Linked DNA regions of Homo sapiens: regions 2, 3, 4 and 5 are each linked to region 1. Evidence: chromatin contacts called from ENCODE Hi-C or POLR2A ChIA-PET data. All regions are on one chromosome and are shown on one strand. Each heading gives the region's core, a stretch centred on a gene start or an enhancer-like site at or near the end of the contact. The rest is flanking DNA. Distances are from core to core; before and after follow the strand shown.

Region 1 (2,575 bases), core at 41-2,540:
CTACATGAACAAATTAGGGCTGTTATGAACACATCCCAGTCATCAAGATAGTAACAACTTTTAATCCCATAAAAGGTCAACACACAAAACCCGTTTATATCCTTCCCAATTCTGAAATTTTTAATGTAATAAAGACTTAGGTCTACTAAGGCCACTTGTAAAATAGTAGTCTACCTTTTTAAATTACTTCAAAATCCTTCAATGAAACTGAAACTTGTTTTGTAGACTGTAACTATATATACTTTATTGTACACTCATGTATCATTCATTTGGTATTGATATACCTAAAATGTAAGGCTGTTACAGCAGCAATACCATCACCAGCGAACATACAATAAAAGCTGCATGCGCATACAACAGCAGGGAGCGTATTTCAATCCTGTATAAACATTAGGTTCAACAAAATGAATACACAAATATGTACATATACGATGATAGTGCTGTATGCAACTAAGAAACATCCTAAAACACTATAACCTAGAGTTATTTGTTAGGCAAATATGGTATCAGGTCGTTTCATTTTAAGTTCTCCATTTCCGAGTGGAAAACCGTGAAATCGTACTACCTCATCTATGAGCAATTTATTGACATGTATAGCATTCATAGCATAGCATTCACTGTAGTATTTCTCTCCTAATTCATTGCAGTATTTCACAAATCGTTTCTCAAACTCAAAAGTCCCAGTTTTGCAGGCATAAAGGCCCTACGAATACAGCCTATGACAATGAAGGCCTGCCAATCTTCACAAAGAGGGCAGGTTATTATTAACATCACCATCTTTTGTGAAAGCGTGCCCGGCCCTGAAGAACCACCTTCGATTTTGCACAAGGTGGTGGCCGCGCCTGTGCGACAATCAGACCTGGTTCATTCCAGCCGCCTTCGTCTAGGTTCGCCTGGTTCTGAAGTCTTCCGGGACGACCTCAAACCCCCACAGTGACCAGGATGCCGACAAAGATTCCCTCGGGAATGGCACGAGTCTTGGGGAAGAGCTAAGCAGACCCTAAGGGCCCAGGCCGGGCCGGACGCCAAGGCGAGGCCCGGGACGCCCTTGGAGGTTAATCCTCTAGATACTAAGGGCTGCGGGGCGCTTGGGGGCGGCACTGAGGTAGGGCGTGGGAGAAGACCGGGGTGACCTTTCCTCCGGGGGTTCCCAGGTCCGAGACGGTCCTTAAAGGACCTCAGAAGGATACGACAACCATCCCATGAGGCCCCACGGGAACCAGCTACTCACCCAGGGGCAGAAACAGCAAGAGCAAGTGCCCTCAGCCGGCCTCACACAGGAAGGAAACGCAACCTGGGAGAGAACGCTTCCGGCGGGAGGCGCGGCGCACTCCCTCCCACGGAGCATGCGCGACCCGCGGTCGCCGGCGCGGAGGGGGCGTGCTCCCAGGCTTAGAAACAGTGAGGGAGAGCAAATTCGCGCACCTGATGTCTGCTTAAGCTACCTGCTAGACTGAGACTTTCTGCGAAGCCGGCGTGTCTGCGAGCAGCACTCGCTAAGGCTCTGCGTTTAACAGACACTACCTTTGGGAAGGCGCTTATCACAAAAAGTCCCTGCCCTTCTCGCGGGCTCGGGGCGCAACCCTGACAAATCGGGCAGCCTTCTTGAGAGTGCAGAAATGCTCTGCGTACCCAGCAAATACATTCTCTCCTTCCCACCACTCTGTGCAAACCCTCACGCCGCGGCTTTGTGTCTGTACTTTAGCCAAAACGCAGAAGCTTATGGCCACCCTCCACTCCTCACCCCTCATCCCTCACCACCTGCCTTTCAATTCTCGGGTGAGCTCACCCTTCTCCCCCATCTCTGTGCTGACAAACACCTCGGGGTGGCGCCTGACAATCTTTCCGCGAAAAGATTTAGCAGCCCACGCCACCAGACTCGGTAGTTAGGACGGAATAGGGCATCTGGTAACAGATTTTGCATTTTGGTGATTTCCCTTTTTCTTTCACCCCTTTTCCTTTCCAGAACGAGCGACGTGACACAAGAGGTCCCAAGGGAGCAAACCTGAAAGCCAGAGCCTCCTGAATACACAAACTGCCGGTGGGCCAGATGACATTAGACACTCCTGAGATACGAGAAGCATCACTTCCTTCAGACAGAGTCGGTGAGACTATGATGTAATGAGAGTTCTCCCTGTGTTCCTCAGGAAGGCAGCTTGTGCCTTTCTACTTGAGGCATCATCTTTGATGGCTAAAGAATTCTGCAGCTTGGCCAGCGCGGTGGCTTACGCCTGTAATCCCAACACTTTGGGAGGCCGAAGCGAGAGGATCACTTGAGGTCAGGAATTCGAGACCAGCCTGGACAACATAATGAGAAATCGTCTCTACAAAAAAAAAAAAAAAAAAAAAAAAAAAACCACCTAAAAATTAGCTGGATTTGGTGGCGCATGTCTGTAGTCCCAGCTACTTGGGAGGCTGAGGTGGGAGAATCGCTTGAGCGTGGGAGATCACGGCTGCAGTGATCAAGCCACTCCACTCCAGCCTGGGCGACAGAGCAAGCCCCTGTCTCAATAATAATAACAATTTTGCAGCCTGATTGTTAACGAATGTTACTAGTTACAAACTTGTAATAATG
Region 2 (2,575 bases), core at 45-2,544, 450 kb after region 1:
CCATAATGTTTGCCTGTTTGAATCTATAATCAAAATCTCCAGTAGGAGAAGGCCCTTGTATTTCTGTTTCATTTTTTTTGCTAGTTGGTGGGAGAACACACTTTTCAAAATACTAATAGTTCACCACCGGACAAGAGATACATACAACCCCAACTTCCAAGTAAATGGAAAATACCTTTTCTGGGTACGTTTATTTGGAAAGGGTTTCTTCACTTGAAGAAAGAATTAACAAACCCCTGTTTGGGAGGATAAAACAAGAAATTCCTTTGGGATGTCTCAAGTTTCTAGAGAGCCAGGCTCTCGCAGGCTGAGGTGGCTTCCACACTGTTCATGAACTGCTCTTGGCGGGCTGGTGGCCTGTTTGATATTCTGAGGTCTAGCAAAGATTTAGCTCCAGGGGGTCATCAAGAGGTCATGGTCTTGATCATTTCCTCTGTTATTTATCTTTGGCTTGTGGTACTGGAGCCTGCCTTTGATACAGGGCATTTCTACCACAGCTGCACAGAATCAAGCATTTCAGTGATTTGGTTTGAGGTGAAGGAGGCTTGGCTTCTAATGCTGCGAAAATGTCACTGGGTACATCTGAGAATATCTAGCTCTGTCCTTCACTGATGAGCAAATTCATTTCTGGGGGTTTACCAGTGGCACTTCCCAGACTTGGGTCAGGAAAGGAATCCTCCTGGTGAGGACAGCAGTTTTCAGTTTGAGTAATTCCATTTTCAGTTCCTTCTGAGACATTTTTCTTGCTCTGAGCTGGAGATAAAAGCAGCATGTCTCAGGCCTCTAGGGTGGATCTCTACTTTTCAACACTGTTTATGACTCACCTGTGACTGCCCTCAGTGCAGCCAAGGGGACCATTTATGCTGAATTAGCCTTTGGATTTTTCTTCTTAGTGACAGCAAAACTTCCGTGACAGCAAACAAGTAAACCACAGGAACATCCCTGGTCTGCTCAGCACAGCAGGCTCTTGGGTTCTCAGAGAGCCTGGGAGGACTTTTCAGCTTGTCTTATGTGGGTTTGTTCACCCCGTCCGGTTTCATTTTTATTTAAAACAATTGGTATCTTTCATCTTGGTTGCCAAGTATGGGTTGCATATGGTTTTGACCTGATATGAAGGGCCCAAATCAAATACCCAGGACTTGGCCTGGAAAATTGGTTGTATAAGACCTGCTCTCTTGTTCCCCTAAAAAGCAGCCTAGCAAATGGAAGCAATGGGTCCCAGGAGTTCGTTTCTGTATGCGGCTCTAACTCTGCCACGAAGGCCAGGACAGATAGTGTGCAGTGCTCTGTCATGTCTACCAGAGAAAATGATGCAACATGTGCTGGAGACTTTACCATCTGTGCAAGAGTGCAGCCCTAGGCTCAATCCAAAAGAAAAAGGAAGTGGCATTATAGCAGGGATATTCCCAGTGAGTCAAATTCCCAGAACAGCCTGTCCCTCCTCAAGGTGGTCAGTGTGCCCCAGCATCTCACCTCCAGATTTGGACTAAAACAGAACTGTTGCGTGCAGGGGTTAGAGAGGACTAGAGCAGTGATGTATTTTATATATCATATTTTCTAGCAATGGTTTTCCATCTGAAACCCAGTTTACATTGTGGCCCAGGGCACAGAAACAGAAGCTTTATGAAACAAGTTACTGTTTCCATGTGTCAGCATTCTAATTTTCCTTTCCTTTTCCTGTTCTTTTTTCTGTTATTTTAATTTTTTAAAAAAGCTTCTTGACTCACTAAATTACTATAACAAACCACTTATGAGTCAAAGCCCATATTTTGAAAAACAACATTGCATTAGTGTATACAGGCAGCACCTTGGGAACATTTATAGAATATGGATTCTTGGGTCCCTCTCCAGGGATTCTAATTCAGTCATTCCTGGGCCCAAGAATCTACGTTTTATGTTAACCTGACCTAAATGTGACCATTATGAGGGCAGGAAACGGTTTTGATCCCTAACATATCCCAAGTGCTTTACATGAAGAACTTGGTACAGCACAGGCTCTTGGTCATTGGTGGTTGAATAAATAAATGAATGAAAAAGTATTGATCTTCAAATGATTCCATCCTTCAACCCCAGCCGTGCCTCCCTTTGCATCTATACTGTTGTCTTCGTTTTTTTAAGATAGATACTCAAATAGTCTCTAGACCTTTGAATTGCAAAATTGCTTTGAATCTCCAAGTTGGAAGCTGCCTTGAAAGTCTCTAATCTAGGGATTCTCAGGTGTAGAAACTTTGTCTCGCTGCTTTAGAATTCCTTGGGGAAGTTTAAGGCAAATACATATCCCTAGACCCCAGCCCTGGAGTTTCAATCCAGGTAGATAGGGTTCATGGCCCAGGAATCTGCATTCTATCCTCCCTCGGGTGATGCTGTGGCCCAGCCAGGGTTGGGATGCACTGTTCTTGTGACCTCTCCCCACTGTGGATCACTGTGGATGGTGGTCACCCAGCCTCTGCTGGAAACATTTTGGGCTGGCAGAAAGAAACTCCCAGAGGTCTGCTCCACATTGAAAAGCTCTGCTTATTGGAAATTTCTTACTGATATTAGCTTCAATCACTTTCCTACTGCTGCTAGTCTTGGT
Region 3 (2,575 bases), core at 57-2,556, 290 kb after region 1:
ACATATTGTAACTCACTGAATCCTTCCTTCTACCTTACAATAATAGTAGGTATAATGCTCATTCCGCAGAAGAGGAAACATGCTCAGATAGGGCAAGTAATTTGTCTAAGGTCACAAAGCTAAGAAAATGAGAAACCAGCTCAAAATTATTAAATCTGAACATAGATTTTCTTGGGAAATTACTGTTAAATTTCTCAAATAGATTGTAAGTGACCTTTAGAGACCTTCATTTCACTTACTTCATTTATTTATACATGACCCACCTAAGGCAAAGCATTTAGTTTCTTTAAGCGCAAGTTTCGTCATCTGAAGAATGGACAAATAATAATACCACCTCCCCCACCCCACCCCAGAGTTTCTGTGAGGATTAAATGAGATAATGCATATGCAGTGCCTGGCCCATAGTAGATGTTCAGTATATTTTTTACCATCATTTGTTAATTTGACAAGTAGTCAAATTAGTGATGCACATCAGAATCATCAGTGGAAACTTTTCAAATATTGAGGTCTGGGTCCCAAAGTGGGGTATTTTGAAAAGTTCCCCAAGTGATTCTGATTCACATTCCCTTATGAGAATCACTGCTGAATGTGACCAATATTCATTAAGGAAGCATTTTGCTCAAGGCATTTTGCTGTGTGCTAAGAGAGGTGTCAGATGCACAATAATGGCAAAAGTCACATAAAAATAAGTAAATTACTATGAGAGATGAGTGAGTCCTCCTGCAGCAATCAGGAAAGTCCTCATAGAGGCAATCACAGTGGGCTGGGCTTGAAGGCACAGCAGGGTTAGCTTGCCAAGAATGGTGGCAGGGCAGTGAGTGAAGGTAAGTGGCATGATGGTGCAAATAATGTCACTGGTGCCACTACTGGCTGGGACATGGAGTCTGGGGAGAGTCGGGAGATGAAGCCAGGTGGTTGGCTGCAGTCAGAGAATGGAAGCTCTTGGACTTCTGACCAGTTGGGTTTGCACTGCATTTAGAGGACCACGACAAGCCATTAAGATTTTCTGAGCCAGAGAGGGAAATGCTCAGAACTATCCTTTCACCTGTTAAGTCTGGCACTCAAATAAATTAGAAAGTATAGAACCCAAAGGCAAGAAATGAGCAAGGCCAGAGACATCTGTTGCATCAGCCCAGGCCTCAGAATAGGAGCTTGGACTAGGCAGGGTACTGACAGGTGGTTAGGCTAAAGGAACAACTATATAAACCTGGAGACTGAATTAGCTGTTGGGGGAGGGGTGGTGAGAGGAAGAAGAAGTGAAGATGACTTTGAGATTTGAGCCTGCGTGATGGGAAGAACAGCACTGTGACCAGAAAAAGGGAAGTGGGGGTATGAGCTGGGTGGGGGGAGGGAAGATGATGAGCTGAATGTGTTGAGCTGGAGATGCCTGGGCACAAGGTACACATATCTAGGAGTTAGGTGGCACTGTGGAGCTTAAAGGAGAGATCAGGGCTACACACAAACAAATAAATAGAACACAAAGTGAGTCAGCTGCACTGAGGGGTGTCGCTTCAGCCTTGGCAATGGTAGAACTCTGTGGGAAGGAGAGTAGAGCAGGGATTCTTAACCAAAGATCTGTGGATAGGATTTTTGTTTGAGGGTGTCTGTGAACTTTTTAACATTTTAAGCAGAATATTACTATGTATATTAAAAAGCCCACAATCTCATTGGATAAGTTACTCTAAACAAGGTTAAAACCTACTAATATATATATAGGAGAGGTGGGCTGAGATGCTTCTCATGGAATTTTCACATCGTAGGTAGGAACAAAATATTCCAGCCAATCTCTGCAGTCTTGACTGTCATACCTCAGACTGTGGTGGCTGTTTTATTATTATTTTTTTTAATCAGGGCCAGACTGTTTGGTCAAGATTGTCTTAAAAATGTTTCTTCTTTCCAAGATATTCAATGGGGAAAGAATAATCTTTCCACAAGTGTGGTGAGATAAGTGGATATCCACATGCAAAAGTATCCATCTGGACCCTCTGACTCTCACTAAATACAAAAGTTAACATAAAATTGGTCAAAGACCTAACTGTAATAGCTAAAACTATAAAACTCTTAGAAGGCAACATCCTCAAAGACATAATTTTTGTGACCTTAGTTTGGCCAATGATTTCTTAGATATGGCACCTGAAGCCCAAGCAACCAAAGAATAAACTGAACGTCATCAAAAATTCAACTTTTGTGTTTCAGGGACACTATCAAGAAAGCAAACAGACAACCCATAGAATGGTAGAAAATATTTATAAATTATATGTCTGATAAGAATCTAGAATATGTAAAGAACTTTTACAATTCAACAATAAAAAAATACAGTTAAAAATAGGCAAAGGATTTGAATAAACATGTATCCAAACAAAATATAAAACAGGCCAATAAGCACATGAAAATATGCTCAACATCATTAGCCATCAGAAAAATACAAATGAAAACCACAATGAGATACTACTTCACATTCACTAGAATGGCAATTGTCATCATGATCATCATCATCATCAGATAATATCATGTGTTGGCAAGGATGTAGAGAAACTGAAATCCTCTTACATTGCAGGTAGAGAGGTAAAAATGG
Region 4 (2,575 bases), core at 51-2,550, 290 kb before region 1:
CTACACCCACTGTCTGACAAGCCCTAGTGGGATGAACCCGCTACCTCAGTTGGAAATGCAGAAATCACCTGTCTTCTGCATGGCTCACACTGGGAGCTGTAGACTGGAGCTGTTCTTGGAACCTCCTCCTCATCATCTTGCTTATTTTCTTATAATTTGCTTATCTCACCTACAAATAAATTACAGAGGGAAAAATGCAACTAATTGAGCACTCCATTTTTGGTAGCTAGTAGCTGATGGTATTTTAATAAACTGAGAAGCTAATGAGGTGAATTTTCATGCATGGCTTGTAGTAGCAGGTGCAGTTCTGTGGTGTAGAGGCAATATGACATAGTAGGCAGTTGCTTGGATTTGGTTTGACTCCTGGTCCTGCTTTATGGATGCTGCAGATTCCTTACTTTGGAAAAGAGGAATGAAGAATGCCTAGCCCTAATGTGAAAATTCAAAATACTCCAAACTCCAAAACTTTTTGAGTGCGGATGTGATGCAGCAAGTCAAAAATTCCACACCTGACCTCCTGTGATGGGTTGTAGTTGAAACTTTTAAAATTATTTAAAATATCGTATAAAACTACCTTCATGCTATGTATGTAAGGTGTATATGGAACATAAATGAATTTCATGTCTAGACTTGGGTCCCATCCCCAAGATTATATATATGAAAATATTTCAAAATCTGAAAAAATTTGAAATCCAAAAGATTTATGGTCACGAACATTTTGGATAAGGAATACTCAACCTATACCTCACCTGACTCATGGAATTGTGATAATCAAGTGAGATAATACTTATTAAAGCACTTAGTATAATATGATATACAGACATGGTATTGGTATTATATGTGATAGTTCTCTGGCCCAAACATGTCCTTAATGTCTTTTTCAGATATTCACACACCCTTCCCCTCTACCACCCCTGCCCCCCTTGGCAATTGTCCAAATAATGAAAACAAGAGCTTTGTGAGACTTATTCTTTTCAAACTTTATGGCGTCATTTATTAAACTAACTTCCTTTTCATTGCAAGATGGAAAACATTTTTACTTCTTTTGGATGATTATGCCTTGTGGCTTGAAAGGAAAATTCATTCAACAAAGCAGCTACTATGTTTATATGTCAGGCAGTGATGACTGAGGCAAAGTCATTGCACTGTGGCTCTTACAGTCTAGAGAAAATAAAAACATTTTATAAAAGCCATGTATAATGATATAACTGTTTATGTAAGATTGTGAAACAATGTAAGAAGTTGAAAGAGAGAGTTTGACCCTTTAAGACAGGAAATCGTTTTGGCCACCGCCTCTTGTTCTAACTGAAGAAGGAATCAACAAACACTGCTCAGCAGTGAGCGATGATGAAGAAACTGGCAGATGGTTTCCTGGGACTGGGTATCTCTGTACTAAAAGACTGATGAGGATTTTAAAAGATGCTTATTTTGCTGAATTAAGATTAAACCTTAAAATAGGAAAGGAGAATAAAGTACGGTTTGAGACTTCTGTCAGGTTTCTCTCCTAAAAACAGATTGACTAGTGCTGTGAGAAGCACTTCTAAAGAAAATCAATATATGCTCAGCAAGGAGCAAGTAAGTTGTTTTTTGTTTGTTTGTTTTTAACTAATGGACTTTTAAAAGTAATTTTAGGTTCACAGCAAAATTGAGTAGAAAGTACAGAGAGTTCCTACTTACTGCTTTTCTCCACACATTGACAGTCAGGCACCAGTGTGGTAGAATAATAAGCTTTTAATAGAATGTTTATCTTTGTGTTTTTCCTGATCTCTTCTATCAAAACATTAGCCTTTTTTTTTTTTGTACATGACTTAAAATCCTTTTTTTAAATTTGGAATTAGAGTTTATAAGTGAGTATTTTGACATCCATATTTTCTGACAAAATGACTTTCACTTTCCCAAGTTCCCAGGCTATTTTTGCTTTCTCCATCCCACCCCTACCCCTTGTTAGAATGTTAGTATGTATACAGATTGGTTTTTTTTAATATTAACATTAAATCAGGGACATTCTTCAGTGCCACTGAATTTTTTTTTCAACATAATTTTGATAGCATGGTTTTACTTCATGGAAAAAATGGAAGATTGCAAATTGTTAAATTTTCAGTTAAATATAACCGGCCCTTGAAATTCAGCTCCTTGCATTTTATTAGGAACTTGATTTTTATTTTCCTTTTTGCACCATCACTATAGTAATGGGATTAAAGTTAAAACCAGCAAATTTAAGCAGATATTTCTATTTAAGCAGATATTTCTATTTAAGCAGCTGTGATTAGAAAAGCAGATTGAATTCACTGAAGAAATGAAGTATCTCCAGATTTTATTTTACTGTCTCCTTCCCCATATATCTGTTAATATAATCTTTTTAGATTCGAGGATTTCAACAAGTTACTTCATGTTTTCTCAAAGATTTATTTTGGGTCTATAATTACTTGCCTCGAGATCTTCCATTTTAAGTTAATTACTATAAAATATTTTTTACTGTTACTAAATACCTCAACTCTCAGTGTTAACCTTTTTTTTCTACCTTTTTGTTGGGTTTCAAATCATTGATATTTTCAGATTTCATAGTCTATAAGGT
Region 5 (2,575 bases), core at 46-2,545, 260 kb after region 1:
CTTGCAGAATGAGGCAACATGGAACTATGAGAGATTTTCTTCCAACAGACGCTGGTATTTCTATTAAGTTTCTCCTTTTACAATTTTTTAAAGCACCTTTTGCCTTTGGAAGTAACCTCATGTAGAAAGCATGCAGAGTTCTAAAATGCTAAGTAACTGATATATATATATATATATATATATAAAATATATATTTATATATATTATGTATCTTTTTATATTGTATATATAAATATATATATATATTTAGGTAAAGCCAACAATTCAGGGATGTACTTATATCAGTTAGTTTTTGCTTCTAAGCAAACCAGTCCAAATCTCAGTGGCTAAAAAAGACACTTACTGCTCATGCATCAGGTTGGCTGGGGTTCCACACATCCAGGTTGGACTTGACTGGGCAGCTCTGCTTCCCAGTGTAGGTCTCTGGGTCAAGTGGGGCTGCAGCAGCTGGATGAGCTCTGCTTCATGTCTCCCTCCTTGTCCTGGGACCAGTGGGCTACTTGGGGGATGTTTGGCTCATGGTGATGGCAGAGGTATAAGAGGATAAGCAGAAACACATAAGACTTCTTGAGACCTAGGCTCAGAACTAGGATACCACCACTACTGCCTCATTTCATTGGCCAAAGCAAATCGCATGGCTGCCCCTTTAGTGGGGAGAGCTGCAAAGTCATATGGCAAAAGGCATATGGATACAGTGGGTGGGTGGTGGGGACGTGTGTGTCAGGGGAAAAGAACCATGGTCAATGACACGATCTATCACAGCTCTTACGTTTAGAGTAATAATTTTGCTTTTATATAATTTCAGAACTGCACTCCTTATTTTTTTTCTGGACACCTCTGTAATGAGAGAATATAATCACAGGACCGTTTTAAGAATGGAATCATCTGGTAGGGAAGAGTGAGCCAAACAAACTCTCAGAAATTTTATTTTAACTCCAGTTAGCTCAGTCTTGTATGAATTAAGCAGCATTATATTTCTGTGGTTTTTAGAAAATGGAAAAAGCTGGATTTGTCCAACACAGGGGCAGAGAAGAAATGCATTTTCAAAGATGTTTGTGAGATTAAAATGCAAAAACACCTATTTTTAAGGATTGGCAGATTGCAGATGTGTTGGCCAGAGGAATGTTGAGTGAAAATCTCTGGAATGTTTTAGCAACCTTTAAAATTTATTACCAGGAAATGTGTGCTGCTTGCCTTCTCTGCATCTTTTCAAAAGGTCTCTTGTAAATCCAGTCAAGCCTAGTCCAGGTAGGGAGGTTTGGAAACAGTGATAAGTAAAAGGCATTCTCTGCTGCTGTGCCTCAGCTCCAGCCTGACCAAACACCGTTAATATGTAACCCGAATCTGACCACTTCTTTTATGTTTACATTTGGTTTCAGTGTTATTTTTAACTGGTGAAAGAGCAGTTCAAAGTCATTTTTTTTTTCTTGGCACTTACCATAATCTCTCAAGGCTCAGTAGCAGAATGGCAATAAGTCACGTCAGGGGTCTTTAAACCTGGTGGAATTAAAAATCACTTACCTTATTACACATGTGAATGTGCTGAAGATGGATGGGTCAGGGTTTTCAAGGATAAGACATTATATCAGAAATCATGTTTAATTGTTTTTACTGAGACCTTAGATTTTGAGGATGGTCTACACATTTGGCACAATTCATCCAAAATGGGGGTGTACTCCACATCTATCAGAAGAGCTCAGAAACAATGAAACCAGACCAAACCAAAATGCTGAGCATGTAAGTACTGGAGAGGATACAGAGCAATGGGAACTTTCAAATATTGCTGTTAGAAATGTCAAATGGTTCAGCCACTTTGGAAAAGAGTTTTATAGTTTCTTAGTAAAATGTATGCTTACCATAAGACCCAGAATCTCACTCCTAGGTAGTAACCCCAAATAAATTAAAACTGTGTTCACACACAAACTTCTACATGGAAGTTGATTATGGCTTTAATTGGTGAATGGATAAACAAACTGTGGTGCATCTATACAGTGGAAAATTACTTAGCAATACATAGGAATGAACTACTGATACATGAAATTACATGGTTAAAGCTCAAAGGCATTATGCTGAGTAAAATAAGCCAGACTCAAAAGGCTATAAACTGTGTGATTCCATGTATATGACATTTTGAAAAAAAGCAAGCCTATAGAAAAAGAGAATATATTAGTGATTGCCAGAGGTTAGGGTCAGGGGCTAGCTATAAAGGGGCATACAAGAAATTTGGGGGGTGATGGAATTATTCTGTATCTTAATTGTGGGAGTGGTTACTTGACTGCATATGTATATCAAAACTCACAGAACTGCACACTAACAAGGGTGAATTTATCCTAAAATAAGCCTAATTTGTAAAAACTTGTGGTCCCCCAGAATCTCCTGTTTTTATATTTATCAATATAACATATATATTTGTATGGCCACCAACTCATGCCTGCTTCTTTGGAAATGGTTTCCTGCCCACAGTCCCTGCTGAAAGAATGGGCATAGACTATGCTTCTTCTAGCTGATTCCATATCCAGACCCCACTCGATGGGACCATGGGTAGACATCTACCCTGAACTGAAACAGTAAGATG

The links. A loop is a pair of places that touch in the nucleus more often than their neighbours do. ChIA-PET counts read pairs that join two places held with the same protein, here RNA polymerase II (POLR2A). Pooled maps may share reads with other maps.
Region 2: a loop to region 1 is called in a map of naive thymus-derived CD4-positive, alpha-beta T cell, with 6 times the contacts of the local background. The contact joins the enhancer-like site here to the promoter of ATAD1 in region 1. A Hi-C loop is called at or near these places in 1 of 168 maps with a recorded cell type or tissue (naive thymus-derived CD4-positive, alpha-beta T cell), 11 of 37 single-sample maps with no recorded cell type and 10 of 50 pooled maps.
Region 3: a map of OCI-LY7 shows a loop between it and region 1 (3-fold over the local background). The contact joins the enhancer-like site here to the promoter of ATAD1 in region 1. A Hi-C loop is called at or near these places in 2 of 168 maps with a recorded cell type or tissue (OCI-LY7 and naive thymus-derived CD4-positive, alpha-beta T cell), 23 of 37 single-sample maps with no recorded cell type and 13 of 50 pooled maps. POLR2A ChIA-PET finds 5 or more read pairs at or near these places in 8 of 52 experiments (CD4-positive, alpha-beta T cell, CD4-positive, alpha-beta memory T cell, CD8-positive, alpha-beta memory T cell and 4 more).
Region 4: a map of endothelial cell of umbilical vein shows a loop between it and region 1 (5-fold over the local background). The contact joins the enhancer-like site here to the promoter of ATAD1 in region 1. A Hi-C loop is called at or near these places in 2 of 168 maps with a recorded cell type or tissue (MCF 10A and endothelial cell of umbilical vein), 3 of 37 single-sample maps with no recorded cell type and 6 of 50 pooled maps. POLR2A ChIA-PET finds 5 or more read pairs at or near these places in 1 of 52 experiments (activated T-cell).
Region 5: a loop to region 1 is called in a map with no recorded cell type, with 3 times the contacts of the local background. The contact joins the enhancer-like site here to the promoter of ATAD1 in region 1. A Hi-C loop is called at or near these places in 1 of 168 maps with a recorded cell type or tissue (naive thymus-derived CD4-positive, alpha-beta T cell), 10 of 37 single-sample maps with no recorded cell type and 12 of 50 pooled maps. POLR2A ChIA-PET finds 5 or more read pairs at or near these places in 7 of 52 experiments (CD4-positive, alpha-beta T cell, CD4-positive, alpha-beta memory T cell, CD8-positive, alpha-beta memory T cell and 3 more).

Annotation. Positions count from the first base shown.
Region 1 is chr10:87,816,936-87,819,510 of GRCh38, forward strand. It overlaps ATAD1 (ATPase family AAA domain containing 1), which reads right to left and starts at 1,291. Exons shown (of 10, transcript NM_001321967.2): 1 at 1,232-1,291. It also overlaps the pseudogene CFL1P1. RefSeq lists a silencer at 1,389-1,438.
Region 2 is chr10:88,270,642-88,273,216 of GRCh38, forward strand. All of the region lies in intron 1 of LOC101929727 (a long non-coding RNA gene), which reads left to right. It also overlaps a transcript of RNLS not described here. Among named protein-coding and RNA genes, the nearest start is that of RNLS, 310 kb to the right of the region's middle. RefSeq lists an enhancer at 960-1,009. Within about 2 kb of position 1,295, at least 7 of the 41 ENCODE cell types and tissues checked have a DNase peak (open chromatin) inside an H3K27ac peak, as active enhancers do.
Region 3 is chr10:88,107,090-88,109,664 of GRCh38, forward strand. No RefSeq gene overlaps it. Among named protein-coding and RNA genes, the nearest start is that of PTEN, 240 kb to the left of the region's middle. Within about 2 kb of position 1,307, at least 5 of the 41 ENCODE cell types and tissues checked have a DNase peak (open chromatin) inside an H3K27ac peak, as active enhancers do; they include OCI-LY7, where a contact is called at or near this core.
Region 4 is chr10:87,531,196-87,533,770 of GRCh38, forward strand. All of the region lies in intron 4 of MINPP1 (multiple inositol-polyphosphate phosphatase 1), which reads left to right. Among named protein-coding and RNA genes, the nearest start is that of MINPP1, 28 kb to the left of the region's middle. Within about 2 kb of position 1,301, at least 7 of the 41 ENCODE cell types and tissues checked have a DNase peak (open chromatin) inside an H3K27ac peak, as active enhancers do; they include endothelial cell of umbilical vein, where a contact is called at or near this core.
Region 5 is chr10:88,079,041-88,081,615 of GRCh38, forward strand. It overlaps LOC105378415 (a long non-coding RNA gene), which reads right to left. Exons shown (of 6, transcript XR_007062225.1): 5 at 344-1,497. Among named protein-coding and RNA genes, the nearest start is that of PTEN, 220 kb to the left of the region's middle. RefSeq lists an enhancer at 1,172-1,466. Within about 2 kb of position 1,296, at least 3 of the 41 ENCODE cell types and tissues checked have a DNase peak (open chromatin) inside an H3K27ac peak, as active enhancers do.